Linked DNA regions of Homo sapiens: all the other regions are linked to region 2. Evidence: read pairs that join two places in POLR2A ChIA-PET (ENCODE). Cell type or tissue: MCF 10A. All regions are shown on one strand. Region 1 overlaps EHD1 (EH domain containing 1). Region 2 holds the start of VPS51 (VPS51 subunit of GARP complex). Region 3 overlaps CDC42BPG (CDC42 binding protein kinase gamma).

What was found. ChIA-PET counts read pairs that join two places held together with the same protein. Peaks named below come from ENCODE experiments on the same cell type or tissue, not always from the same donor. Only the 100,000 strongest peaks of a DNase experiment are listed, where the experiment ranks them.
Region 1: POLR2A ChIA-PET joins it to region 2 with 5 read pairs; 9 of 35 experiments call an interaction of 5 or more read pairs at or near these places.
Region 3: POLR2A ChIA-PET joins it to region 2 with 6 read pairs; 4 of 35 experiments call an interaction of 5 or more read pairs at or near these places.

Annotation. Positions count from the first base shown.
Region 1 is chr11:64,854,541-64,858,540 of GRCh38, forward strand. It overlaps EHD1 (EH domain containing 1), which reads right to left. Exons shown (of 5, transcript NM_006795.4): 4 at 782-946; 5 at 1-317. Among named protein-coding and RNA genes, the nearest start is that of CDC42BPG, 12 kb to the left of the region's middle. RefSeq lists enhancers at 1-789, 37-1,236, 478-537. In MCF 10A, no CTCF peak of the experiment used is centred here; DNase peaks (open chromatin) are centred at 611, 1,951 and 2,251.
Region 2 is chr11:65,094,176-65,098,175 of GRCh38, forward strand. VPS51 (VPS51 subunit of GARP complex) reads left to right here and starts at 2,039. Exons shown (of 10, transcript NM_013265.4): 1 at 2,039-2,303; 2 at 2,823-2,952. The coding sequence starts at 2,076. RefSeq lists an enhancer at 1,844-2,638 and a silencer at 2,078-2,347. In MCF 10A, no CTCF peak of the experiment used is centred here; DNase peaks (open chromatin) are centred at 1,986 and 2,536.
Region 3 is chr11:64,833,422-64,837,421 of GRCh38, forward strand. It overlaps CDC42BPG (CDC42 binding protein kinase gamma), which reads right to left. Exons shown (of 37, transcript NM_017525.3): 10 at 3,501-3,598; 11 at 3,318-3,398; 12 at 3,006-3,109; 13 at 2,696-2,875; 14 at 2,341-2,430; 15 at 2,079-2,200; 16 at 1,926-1,998; 17 at 1,626-1,732; 18 at 1,428-1,542; 19 at 1,008-1,156; 20 at 845-933; 21 at 504-556; 22 at 317-415; 23 at 179-238. Among named protein-coding and RNA genes, the nearest start is that of CDC42BPG, 9.2 kb to the right of the region's middle. In MCF 10A, no CTCF peak of the experiment used is centred here; a DNase peak (open chromatin) is centred at 2,010.

The DNA of each region.
Region 1 (4,000 bases), 240 kb before region 2:
TTGGCGCCCGTGATCTTGCCGTTGACAGGGGACAGCGTGTAGAAGATCTCGTCGTAGGTGGGCTTGTCCTTGCCCACCACCCACTCCACGTCGTCGATGCCCTCGCCGGCCCCCTCGCCGTAGCCGTGCCCGAACGGCCCGTTCATGGTGCCGTCAAAGGCGCCGCCCTTGACCACCTGGGAAGGCATCAGGGACTCCTCCTGCCGCACCATCACCATCAGCCGCGCGATGTCGTTGGCCAGCATGTCATCCACCGTGTCCAGCAGCTTGGGCTTCAGCGCCTGGAACTTGCTGAAGTCCTGGGTCTGCAGGAGTTCCTGTGGGCGGGGGAGGAAGGACAAGGGCTGGGAAGGGAGGCCCCTCCCAGACTCCAGGCCAAGTGGTTCCAGTCAGGGCTTCACAAGCATAAAGTGCTGCTCCCCCACACTAGCAGGGGCGACTCGGCAAAACCATCTGGCCCTTGGCTCTCTAACCTGTACACAGGAGGCACCTCCAGCTCTTTCCTTGCAGGGCTGCGGCAAGGATTCATGGACAGGGCACCAGAGCGCCTGGCATGGCCCTGCCCTCCCCCCACCACGCAGGGTGAGTCACCACATTCCCCTCTGCAGTGTCACCGCCTGGGTCAACTCTGAGTTGGGTGGGGTGCTGGTGATTAACCCAGCTGCTTCCGTTCAGGGAGGCCCTTCCCCATGGAGATGGGATTCCCTCCAAATCCAGTGCCCTGGGCCTTCCTTCTGCCCTGATGGCCACCAGCCTGCATGGGGCCTCGGGACAGCCGTACCTGCATCTTGCGGAGGCTCGGGAAGTCCCCAGGGGAGATCTGGTGCTCGCGCTCAATCTTCTGGTAGATCTCTCCGAGGTTGTTCACCAGCTCTTTCTTTTTGCTCTCTTTACCAAAGACATTGGGCATCTCTTTCTTGAGGGAGCTGATGATGTAGGCGTGAACCTGTGAGGACGGGGTGAGCATCAGGCGCTCTCTTGGCCCAGGCTGCCCCCGAGAGCAGAGCCTCCAAGGACACTCCAAGGATACTCCAAGGTGCTCGCTCAGGAACAGGGAAGCAGGAGGGATGGGTCAAGCTCAAGGCCGCTACCACCACCGGCTCCCACAGTCCTAGGAGCAGACACAATCTGGCAAGAGCCACAGCTGTCCACTGCCACAGGACAGAGGACAGGACAGGAAAACGCACTTGAAACAGAAGACAACAGCCTTGGCCTTGCACGGATCATTGTGATGATTCAGGAAGAGTAAAACCCAGTCTGTCAACCCAAAGAAGGCAATTTGTCGTGTACCACTGGGCACATCACACACCCTCTGTTCAACCCTCACCACGCATCACACACCCTCCGCTCAACCCTCACCACGCATCACACACCCTCCGCTCAACCCTCACCACGCATCACACACCCTCCGCTCAACCCTCACCACGCATCACACACCCTCCGCTCAACCCTCACCACGCATCACACACCCTCCGCTCAACCCTCACCACACACCCTCCGTTCAACCCTCACCACAGCCCTGCGGGGTGGGATTCTCCCAACCCGGCCCTAAGCAAGGCTGGGAAAGGCTGCCTGGGGTGCTTGGCTCCCACATGGAGGAGCTGGGATTGGAACCCCGGGCTGCTGAAGGTGCCCCACAGCCCATGTTCTTCTGTTTCTCTGCAAGCCCCCTTCCCCCGAGCTGCCCCCTCCCACGCAGCAGAGCAGGGAGCAGGCTTCCTGCAGGGCCCACCAGCCTGCACGTCCAAATCCCTGCTGAGTGCCGATGGAGCCCACAGAACTCCAATGGGCCCGTGCCACGCTCCACTCCATCATCACAGCTCGGATGACGAAGGATTTGAAAAATCCCAAAAAGGCTTCTCCTGGTGGTTGCCAGCTTTATCCAAGCATCAATACCTTGCTTAGGCATGTGCCTGTTCAGGGCGGCACCCCCTTCATTTCCCTGCAGCAAGCTGGGAACCTGGCAGCCCTCGAGAGTAGCCCAGCCCTCAGATCCCTCGGCCTTGCCAAGTCGTGTCCAGCCACAGAGGGCTGCGGCCAGCCAGCCTTGCTGCCCTTCTCCCCGGCTCCAGCCCATCCACCACCCCGCTCAGCCTGAGCCTGTGCCCTGGGTGGGGGCCTGGCTGAGAACTGCCTGAGGGAGGCAGCCCCGTGCCATGTGGGTCTGGATCTAGAGTCTCCCCAGGGACACTGTGGCAGGCAGATCCCAGGCCGGTGGGAGTCATCACAGAGAGCACCACTCACTCCAGGAAAAGGAAGTGGCAGGTGTGAGGCAACACTGGAGGCCACAGGGTTTTCCAGGCGCGGTGACTCAGTGTGCCTGGGGCCTGGCAGTCACACATGGTCTCACAGACGACCAGGCAGGGGCTCATGCCTGCCCCTTGTCCTGTCTGTCCTCAAAGGTGGCTGAGCAAGGGAGCTCTCTCTGCCCTGCAAGGAGAGAAACTCAGCTAGGGCCACACCCACACCCCTCAGCTCAGGACGTCCTTTGTCCTTTGAGGCCAGGGTCAGTCACCTGGGTTTTTGTATGGGTTCCTCTCTCAAAGCTGGCTCCACTCACAGGGAGGCTCCAGAAGGGAGAGATCTAGAAAAACATCCAGCCAGCCGGGCGCGGTGGCTCACGCCTGTAATCCCAGCATTTTGGGAGGCCGAGGCAGGCGGATCACCTAAAGTCAGGAGTTCGAGACCAGCCTGATCAACATGGTGAAACCCCGTCTCTACTAAAATATAAAAATTAGCTGGGTGTGGTGACGGGCGCCTGCAATCCCAGCTACTCAGGAGGCTGAGGCAGGAGAATGGCTTGAGCCTGGGAAGCGGAGGTTGCAGTGAGCCGAGATTGCGCCACTGCACTCCAGCCTAGGTAACAGAGTGAAACTCCATCTCCAAAAAAATCAAAAAATAAAATAATAAAATTAAAAATAAGAAAAACACGCAGCCCTCTGTCCTCCAGAGCCGGCATCTGACCCACGCCCGTGCACACAGCTCACGGAGGTTCAGGCCAGAATGAGAATTCCTCATCTACAGGGTGAGGTGGGGCCCAGGGTACTTGGGGCACAATGGGAGGACAGTGGTGGCAAAGGATGAAGGGTCAGTTCTCACTGCTCAGACCAGGTAGCACCCACATGCCCTCTGACTGGCCTCCAGACAGAGTGGGTACGAGGGCCACTGTGCTCAACGCCTGCAGTCTCCATGCCTCTGAGCAGGCAGGGACATGGGCTCCCCAGGAAGTGCCCATCCTCAGTCCTCAGTTATATTCTGGAGATCAGGGGACTGTGACCCTGGCCACAGGCACATCTGTCACTGAAGCCTTCATGCCCACATGATGTCTACCCTGGTACCCCCTGCATGCCATGAGGTGGGGGCAAGCACCCTGCTCTGTTGAAGAACTGGGGACGTATCACCAAAGGGCCTGGCTTGGCAGGCAGGACAGTTCCCCAGCCACGCTCCGGCCTGGCTGGCCTGGAGATAGGAGCTACGGCAAGGGCCTTTTTTTTTTTTTTTTTTTTTAAATTAAATAGAGACAGGGTCTCACTAGGTTGCTCAGGCTGGTCTCTAACTCCTGGCCTTAAGGGATCCTCCTGCTTTGGCCTCCCAAAGTGCTGGGATTACAGGCGTGAGCCACCATGCCTGGCCAGAGCCTATTTCTTTTCTTTTTTTTTGAGACAGAGTCTTGCTCTGCCACCTGGGATGGAGTGCAGTGGTGTGATCTCAGCTCACTGCAACCTCTCCCTCCTGGGTTCAAGTGATTCTCCTGTCTCAGCCTCCCAAGTAGCTGGGATTACAGGCACGCACCACCACGCCCGGCTAATTTTTGTATTTTTTTTAGTAGAGATGGGGTTTTGCCATGTTGGCCAGGCTGGTCTCGAACTCCTGACCTCAGGTGATGCGCCCACCCACCTTGGCCTCCCAAAGTGCTGGAATTACAGGATGAGCCACCATGCCTGGCTGGAGCCTATTTCTGAAACAACCGAGCCCTGTGCTAAGAGCCTGAAAGAATAGC
Region 2 (4,000 bases):
AGGCTGGTCTCGAACTCCTGACCTCGGGTAATCTGCCTGCTTTGGCCTCCCAAAGTGCTGGGATTACAGGCATGAGCCACCGTGCCTAGCCTCAACTAAGCAGCCATAGATCATATGTTAAAAAATGGGCGTGACTGTGTTCCAATAAGAGTTACGGAAAATGGGATATGAATTGCATATGATTTTCAGGTGTCATGAAATGTTATTTTTTTCCCAACCATTTACAAATGAGAAAACCATTCTAGCTCACAGACCATATGAAAACAGGTGGTGAGCTGTGTTTGGCCTGCAGGATCCCTGGCAAAGAACAAGTAAACCAGTGAGTTTTTCCATTCCAACCTTCCTCCAACAGCCCTTCATAAGTAATGTTTCAAGGGCCACTTTGATGAAGAAAGTCTTTTTCTCTTTTTCCTCCATTCCAACTCTGTGTCCTAATCTGAACTCCAGATCGTTCCCTGTCTTCATGAGCTCTTCACCTTTGTGCACAGCTGCACTTTTGTCCAAGTCAGAACCCTGGGAGAGCAGCTCAGGAGGCTGAGGTGGGAGGGGAGGTCAAGGTTGGAGTGAGCCAAAGATAGCACCACTGCACTCCAGCCTGGATGAAGAGCAAAACCCAGTCTCAAAAAAAAAGGAAAAGAGAACCCTGAGAGTTATCCTCCACATTTCCACCTAACCCTTCACTCAGCACATTCCATCAGTCACTTAAGCTCTGCTGAGTCTGTCCTTTTTTTTTCAATAATAGGGGGCGGGTCTCACTACGTTGTCCAGGCCAGTATTGACCTCCTGGGCTCAATCAATTCTCCCACCTCTGCCTTCCAAAGTGCTGGGATTACAGGCGTGAGCCACTGTGCCCGGCCTTAGGGGTTCTTAAATGTGAGTGTGTATCAGAACTACTTGGGAACTTTCTAAAAAGAAGCTAGATCTGAGAGAATCCCAGAGTCTTTTTTTTTTTTTCTTGCTTTGTTGCCCAGGCTGGAGTGCAGTGGCACCATCGCAGCTCAAGCAGTTCCCCCACCTCAGCCTCCCGAGTAGCTGGGACCACAGGCGTGCGCCATCATCCTGGCTAATTTTTGTTTTGTTTTTTTTGAGACAGAGTCTCGCTCTGTCATCCAGGCTGGAGTGCAGTGGCGAGATCTAGGCTCACTGCAACCTCTGCCTACCGGGTTCAAGCGATTCTTCTGCCTCAGTCTCCGAGTAGCTGGGACTACAGGCGCGCGCTACCACACCCGGCTAATTTTTGTATTTTTAGTAGAGACGGGTGTTTCACCATATTGGCCAGGCTGGTCTCCAACTCCTGACCTTGTGATCCGCGCCCCCACCCCCCCGGCCTCCCTAAGTGCTGGGATTACAGGCGTGTGCCACCGCGCCTGGCCTGTATTTTTTTTTTATAGAGACGGAGTTTCGCCATTTTGCCCAGGCTGGTCTCGAACTCCTGGGCTCAAGCGATCCACCCGCCTCGACCTCCCCAGTGCTGGGATTACGGGAGTGCCCGGCGCAGCTCAGCGCAGAGACTTACAATGCGCCACAGATAGTCCTGAAGGCAATTCTGATGCACGTCAGAGGACCAGGCCCTAAGAAGAACTGCGCTAGAGGCGTGGTACAGAATAGTGTACATGCATTTAATCCTCGTAGCCCCCCTGTGAAGTATGTACCCCAATTTTAGGAATGGGATAAACTGAGCCACTGCCAGTGGCAGGATCCCAGGAACACTCTACTCTGGCCTCACGTCCCGCATCCGTCCATTGCATCTGGGCACATATTCCGTGGGCCCCTTGCCTGCGAGAGTGCAGGTTGGGGAGCCACTACCCGTCCCCCTTCTGGGACAGCAGCAACCCCAGGCAGTTCCACAAAATGCTTCCACCCAGGAAACTGGGGGAATTCAGGGCTCTCCCGGAACCTTTGCACCCGGGGAAGACAGGTGCGGGGGAACTCTAGTCTCGAAGGACCTAGGGCTGCAGGGGGACGTTTCACCTGAAGGACTGCCTCGTTTCAACAACAACTTTATGGCTCCCGGAAGTGCCTCCTCCCCGTCCCCTTCCTTTCCAGCCTCACGCCCGTGGGCTGCAGTTGGAACGATGGCGGCGGCAGCTGCCGCCGGGCCTAGCCCGGGGTCTGGACCTGGGGACTCCCCAGAAGGGCCCGAGGGGGAGGCTCCGGAGCGTCGGCGGAAGGCGCACGGGATGCTGAAGCTTTACTACGGCCTCTCGGAAGGGGAGGCGGCGGGACGCCCCGCGGGGCCCGACCCCCTGGACCCGACTGATCTGAACGGGGCGCACTTCGACCCGGAAGTTTACCTAGACAAGGTGTGTGCGCACGGGGAGTGGGGGGGTGCGGGGAGGGGGGAAGGGAACCAGGCCCCTGCTATATTGCTCCCCCAGATCATGCCTCCGACTTTTTGTGAGGTTCAGGAGAGCAGGTGTTCATAAGAGGACGAACCTCGGCCAGGGAGTACGAGCAGCTGAGGCGTCTGAGGGGATGTGAGTAGGACTGGACTGGCCTGAGGTGATGCGGCATCTGAGGTCTTCTGGGCTGATGTGATAGGCCCGGAATTGGGGGCGTGGCCCAAGCGTTGACAGGCGCGGGGCTGGGCTTAGGCCGAGCCCCAGGATTTCAAATGCTGACAAACACCAAACACGGTTGAACCTAGTAACCCCTGAGCTAGGCCACTTAGGGCCCCCTGCCTGGGATTCCTGACAGCCGGCGGGGGTTTGCGGGGTGGGTGGGGATCAGAGATTTCTTGCCCTGAAAGCCTATCAGCTGCAGGCAAGGCTGGGGGACATGAATGCCTCCTGACCCGAACACTAACCACCCAACTTCTTCAGCTGCGTAGAGAGTGCCCTCTGGCCCAGTTGATGGACAGTGAGACGGACATGGTGCGGCAGATCCGGGCTCTAGACAGCGACATGCAGACCCTGGTCTATGAGAACTACAACAAGTTCATCTCAGCCACAGGTGATCCCCACGGGGACACACCCTCCAAAGTCTCACAGCCCCCATTCTCCCACCTGTGTTGGGAAAACCAGCAAGGGATTTAGAGGGGGGAGACTCAGATTCCAGTCTTGTCCTGACATTATTCCATTCTCACCTCCTTTCCTTTGAGCCTTCGTTGTCAGACTACTATAGAGATAATAGCTACTCTCAGAGGGTTGTCTTAAGTACCAAAGGAGAGAAAAGACAAAAGGAGATTAGTTGTTTATTTTTTAGAGACAATGTCTTGTTCTGTCTCCCAGGCTGGAGGGCAGTAGCATGATCATGGCTCACTGCAGCCTCGACATCCCAGGCTCATGTGATCCTTCTGGATCCTACCAAAGCACTGGGATTACGGGTGTGAGTCCCTGGCCCAGCCCAAAATGAAATTTTAAAATGAAATGTATTTATCTGAAGCACTTAAAAGGCCAGGCATGGTGGCTCATGCCTGTAATCCCAGCACTTTGGGAGGCTGAAGTGGGAGGATCACTTGAGCCTAAGAGTTTAAGATTGACCTGGGAAATATAGTGGGACTCCATCTCTACAAAAAAATAAAAAATAAAAATTAGCTGGACAAGATGGCGTATGCCTGTAGTCCCAGCTACTCAGGAGACTGAGGAGGGAGGATCACATGAGCCTGGGAGGTCGAGGCTGCAGTGAGCTGTGCTTGTACCACTTCACTTCAACTTGGGCAACAGAGCAAGACCCTGTCTCAAAAAAAAGAAAGTATCTATCTGAAGAAGCATCCCAGACACTAGGCTGGGCACAGTGGCTCATGCCTGTAATCCCAGCACTTTGGGAGGCCGAGGCAGGTGGATCACCTGAGGTCAGGAGTTCGAGACCAGCCTGGCCAATATGGTGAAACCCCATCTCTACTAAAAATAAAAAAATTAGCTGGGTGTGGTGGCAGGCACCTGTAATCCCAGCTACTCAGGAGGCTGAGTGGGAGAATCACTTGAACCTGGGAGGTGGAGGCTGCGGTGAGCCAAGATCACGTCACTGCACTCCAGCCTAGGCAGCAGAGCAAGACTCT
Region 3 (4,000 bases), 260 kb before region 2:
CAGGCAACAGTGACCTCCGAGTCCCAGCCAATCTATGGCGGCAGGCAAGCTCATCGCCACCACCTCCACCCCAATTGTGCCTGCTAGCCACGATGCACGTGGAGTGTCCCCACAGTGCCCATTCAGCCTGGCAGAACTGCTTGGTGCCCCCACCCTGCTTGCCCCTCTGGGCACTGACCTTAGCAGGAAGACCTTCTGTAGAGGCTGTGTTGGCAGTGGGTGCTCTGGGGAACACAGCCTGCAGGAGGGCGGGGGAGCAGGTGAGACGGGCAAGGGCGGGGCCCAGGCCCCCTACGATGGACCCACCTGTCCTCACCCCCATGCGCAGGCTGCGTCGGCCCTCCGGCCTCAGATCTGGCTCTCCTCCATGCCTTGTGGCCTCTCCTGAGATGCCAGGGTCCTTGGCAGAATCCTTCTGGGGGTGGGAGAGAGAGGAGCAAAGTCAAGGTCCCTGTGCCTCTCCCAGAACTTCTCCCCAACAAGCCCCTTGGCCTGGTCCTTACCTCTGAGCTCCGGAAGGACAGGAAGGGAATCAGGGAGTTTGAGGGCTTGGTGTCTGCAAAGAAAGGGTGGGTCACTGGCCTGGGGTCCCTGGCCTGAGGAACTAGGGTCCAGGAGGGGCCTCAGTTCCCACCTCAGTAAAATGGGAAATGACCACAGGGTGGGGCAGGGCTGGGCACAGCAGGCACTCCAGAAGTGCTGGTCACAGATGATGGAGTAAGCGGCAGAGTCCAGGAACAGACTCCTGTCTCCACCACCCTGCCAGGCCATCGTGGAGCCCCCTTGGCAAGTGGGAGGCCGCGGGGGAGCCTGGCTCCGGGGCAAGCAGTTGGCAGCCACTCACCCACTGGCCCTCGGGCCCGCAGCTCCTCCCGCAGCATGGCGAGCTCCTGTTGCAGGGCCTGGCTCTGCTTCTCGGCCTCCTGCAGACGGCTGGGGAGAATGGCAAGGGCTCGCCACTGGCCTCTGTGCGGGCCCTGGCCCCCAGTGCCTGCCCCTAGCCTCACCGCTCAGCCTGCAGCTGGGCCTCCTGCACCTGTGTCAGCCGCTCCTGCAGGCCCTGCTTGGCGCGGATCTCGGCCTCCAGCGCTGACTGCAGCTCCAGCCTGGCCGAGGCCTCCATCTTCTGCAGTCGCCGCGCCTTCCACTGGTGGTCCTGGTGGCCACGGAGCACCCGTATAAGATGCTTTCTAGGCCTGGCTGCCTCAGGGACCCCCTGCTACCAGAGCATCCTGCTACCCATGCCACCCAGCCAGGCTCAAAGCTCCAGCTCAGCCAATGACCCACTGTGAGCTCAGGGAAATCACTATCTCTCATGAGCTTGGTGTCCCCACCTCCAGTAGTGACCTTCAGTAGCAGGGATGCTGAGCTCACGGAAGGTCAGTGACTTGCCCAAGCCAGCCCCCAGGGGCATCTCTGGGGCTCACCAGTGGCCGGGCAGGGAGCGTCTGGGTGCCTACGTTCCTCAAGGACTCCAGCTCCTCTGCCATCTTGGTGGCCAGGGCCTGCAGGTAGCCTCTTGAGACCTTCTCATCATTCACCCTGAATGGGAAGGGGCTCAGGGTCATGGGCTGGGCCCTCAGTCTCGCCTGCGTTCCCCACCCCGACCCACCCCTGGCACCCACCAGCTGAGGATGTCGGCGAGCTGGGCCTCCCAGTTGCTCTCCGTCTCCCGCCGCTCACCCTCCAGCCGCTGCTTGCTCTCCTGCTCCTGGGCCAGCTCTGCTTCTAGCTGGGGCCGGCCAGAGGAAAGGTCAGCCCCAGGCCCCAGCAGTCCTGGGACTGCCGTCTCCCTGTAGGTACCCCAGCACCCCGAGCCCCGTCCATGTCCACCCTGCTCACTGGCTGCAGCTTGCCCACCCCTCAACTGGCTCCCCATTGCCTTGTCCGTCTGTTGTACCCTCCGTCTGTTGTACCCTGCTCACCCGCTCCTGCTCCCGGCTCAGCCTCCGGTTTTCCTCCTGCAGCTGGCACAGAGCCTCCTCCTTACCACTCGGCCTGGGGAGGAGAAGGCCAAGGCCGTGACTCACCGCCCAGGCCAGGCCCGGCCCCTCCCTGCCACCAGCTGCCTGGCTCACCTGTGGCTGTGGGCCTGCTCCAGCTGCTCTCGCAGGGCGGCCACCTCCTTCCTCAGTTGGGCCTCCTGAGGCCCACCCTCAGGGGGTCCCATCCCGTTGGTCTCAGAGGCTGTGTGGATGGTCTTGGGGACATGGAGGGGGTCAGGGCAGAGACCCAAGATGCCATGGCCCACCCACCTGGGACACAGGCCTGGCCCTGAGGCTCTGAGTGGGGTCAGGCTGGTGGGGAAGCACCTCTTGCCAAGGGGGAGGACTTGACTACCTTGGCCTGGGACGACTCCTCAAGGCGTTGCTCCCACTGTCCCTGCAGCTGCGTCACCTGCCGGCTCAGGGAGGACACCTGGGCCTCCAGCTGTGAGGGGTGCAGAGGCAGGCCACTGCCAACTCTGCCCTCGGCAGCCCCTCTGCCCACCTTACCATGGACTCCAGACCTGCCAGCCACAGTGGACATGAGGAGGCATGGACTCCCAGACTGCCCCGTCCCAGCCACCATCCCCTGGCCTAGCCTCTGCCAGCTACAACCGGGAGGCAGCATCTCCCACCAAGCTCCCCATGCTCCCTCCAGGCACACTGGGGGCAGGGCCCAGGTGCTGTCCCTACCCACCCTGGTCACTCACCTCCCTCTGGGCAGCCCGGGCTTCCTCCAGCTGGGAGCTCAGGGCCCGGGTCTGGCTAGCTGTGGCCGCCTCTCTCTCCTGGGCCTCCTGTAGCCTCTGAAGCAGCTCCTCCTGCTGCCCCTGGGCCCTGCAGAGCTCCTGCTCCTGAGCCTGCAGCCCTGCCCGACCCTCGGCCAGCTCCTGAGGAGGCAGGGGAGGGAGCGGGGAAGGACAAGGCCCAGAGTCAGGCACGAACCGTCCATGGAGCCCAGGGCCACTCACCCACCTCACCCACCTCACCCAGCCCTCACCCACCTCACCCAGCCCTCACCCGGTGAAGTCGGTCAAGCTCCTGCCGTAGGTCACTGTCCTGACCTGGGCTACCAGCTGGGGGCCCATCCGTCTGGGACAATGAGGCCTTGTCCCTCAGCATCTCTGCCAGGAAGAGTCACTGAGACCTCGAGTGCTGGCGGCCCCAGCCTCTCAGCCCAGGAGCAAGTCTCCTTGGCCTGTTTCCCACACGCGGGCTCAGAGAGTATAAAATGCTCTCCCAGGATCATACAGCTTGTCCAGGGCAGGGCAGGACCCGAGCCCAGGTGGGACTCAGCCCTGGGGGGGGGGGGGGGGTGGGCGGAAGGGATACCTGGCAGCCTGTCCCGCAGAGTCTGCACTTCCTTCCGTAGCTGCTCCAGCTCCCGATGGTCTGTGGGGGCGTGCAGGGCCTCTGGAGGGGAGGTGGTACCCACAGGTGAGTCCACTCCTCCATTCCCGCAGCAGCAGCCCCTAGGGCCAGCACACCCAGGCCCGGCCCAGCCGCTCCCAGTACCTTGGTGCTTCCTGCTCAGCTCCACCTTCTCCTGCTCCAGACACTGGAGCTTCCGCTCCAGGGCAGCCCAAGCCTCAGAGCTGCTCTCAGGACTGTGACTGTAGGGGGACAGGGGCCATGTTTGTTGGTAGAAACCTCACCCCACAGAGTCTCCTCCATCCTCCTGGACCGAATCACTCATTAATTGTGAAACAGCCAAAACAGACCCTGCCCTCGGGAGACCCCAGACTGGTGCCACGGGTGGCAGCCCGGGGTAGCAGCTGCAGGGCACAGGCTCCGGGTCCAGGCCCAGGTTTAAACCCTCATCCTGGCCCTTACAAGCTGTATCACCTCGAACCCAATGTATTTTACCCTCAGTTTCCCCAGGGGAAGATGGTGGTGACAAGGCCTCTCCCCAGGGCTGTCGAGGACAGGATGTGGTGACAGTGGCCCGGCTGGTCTAGAGGAGTGGGGATCTGACCCATTTCCTTCCACCTCAGAGCACACCGCACCAGGACCTC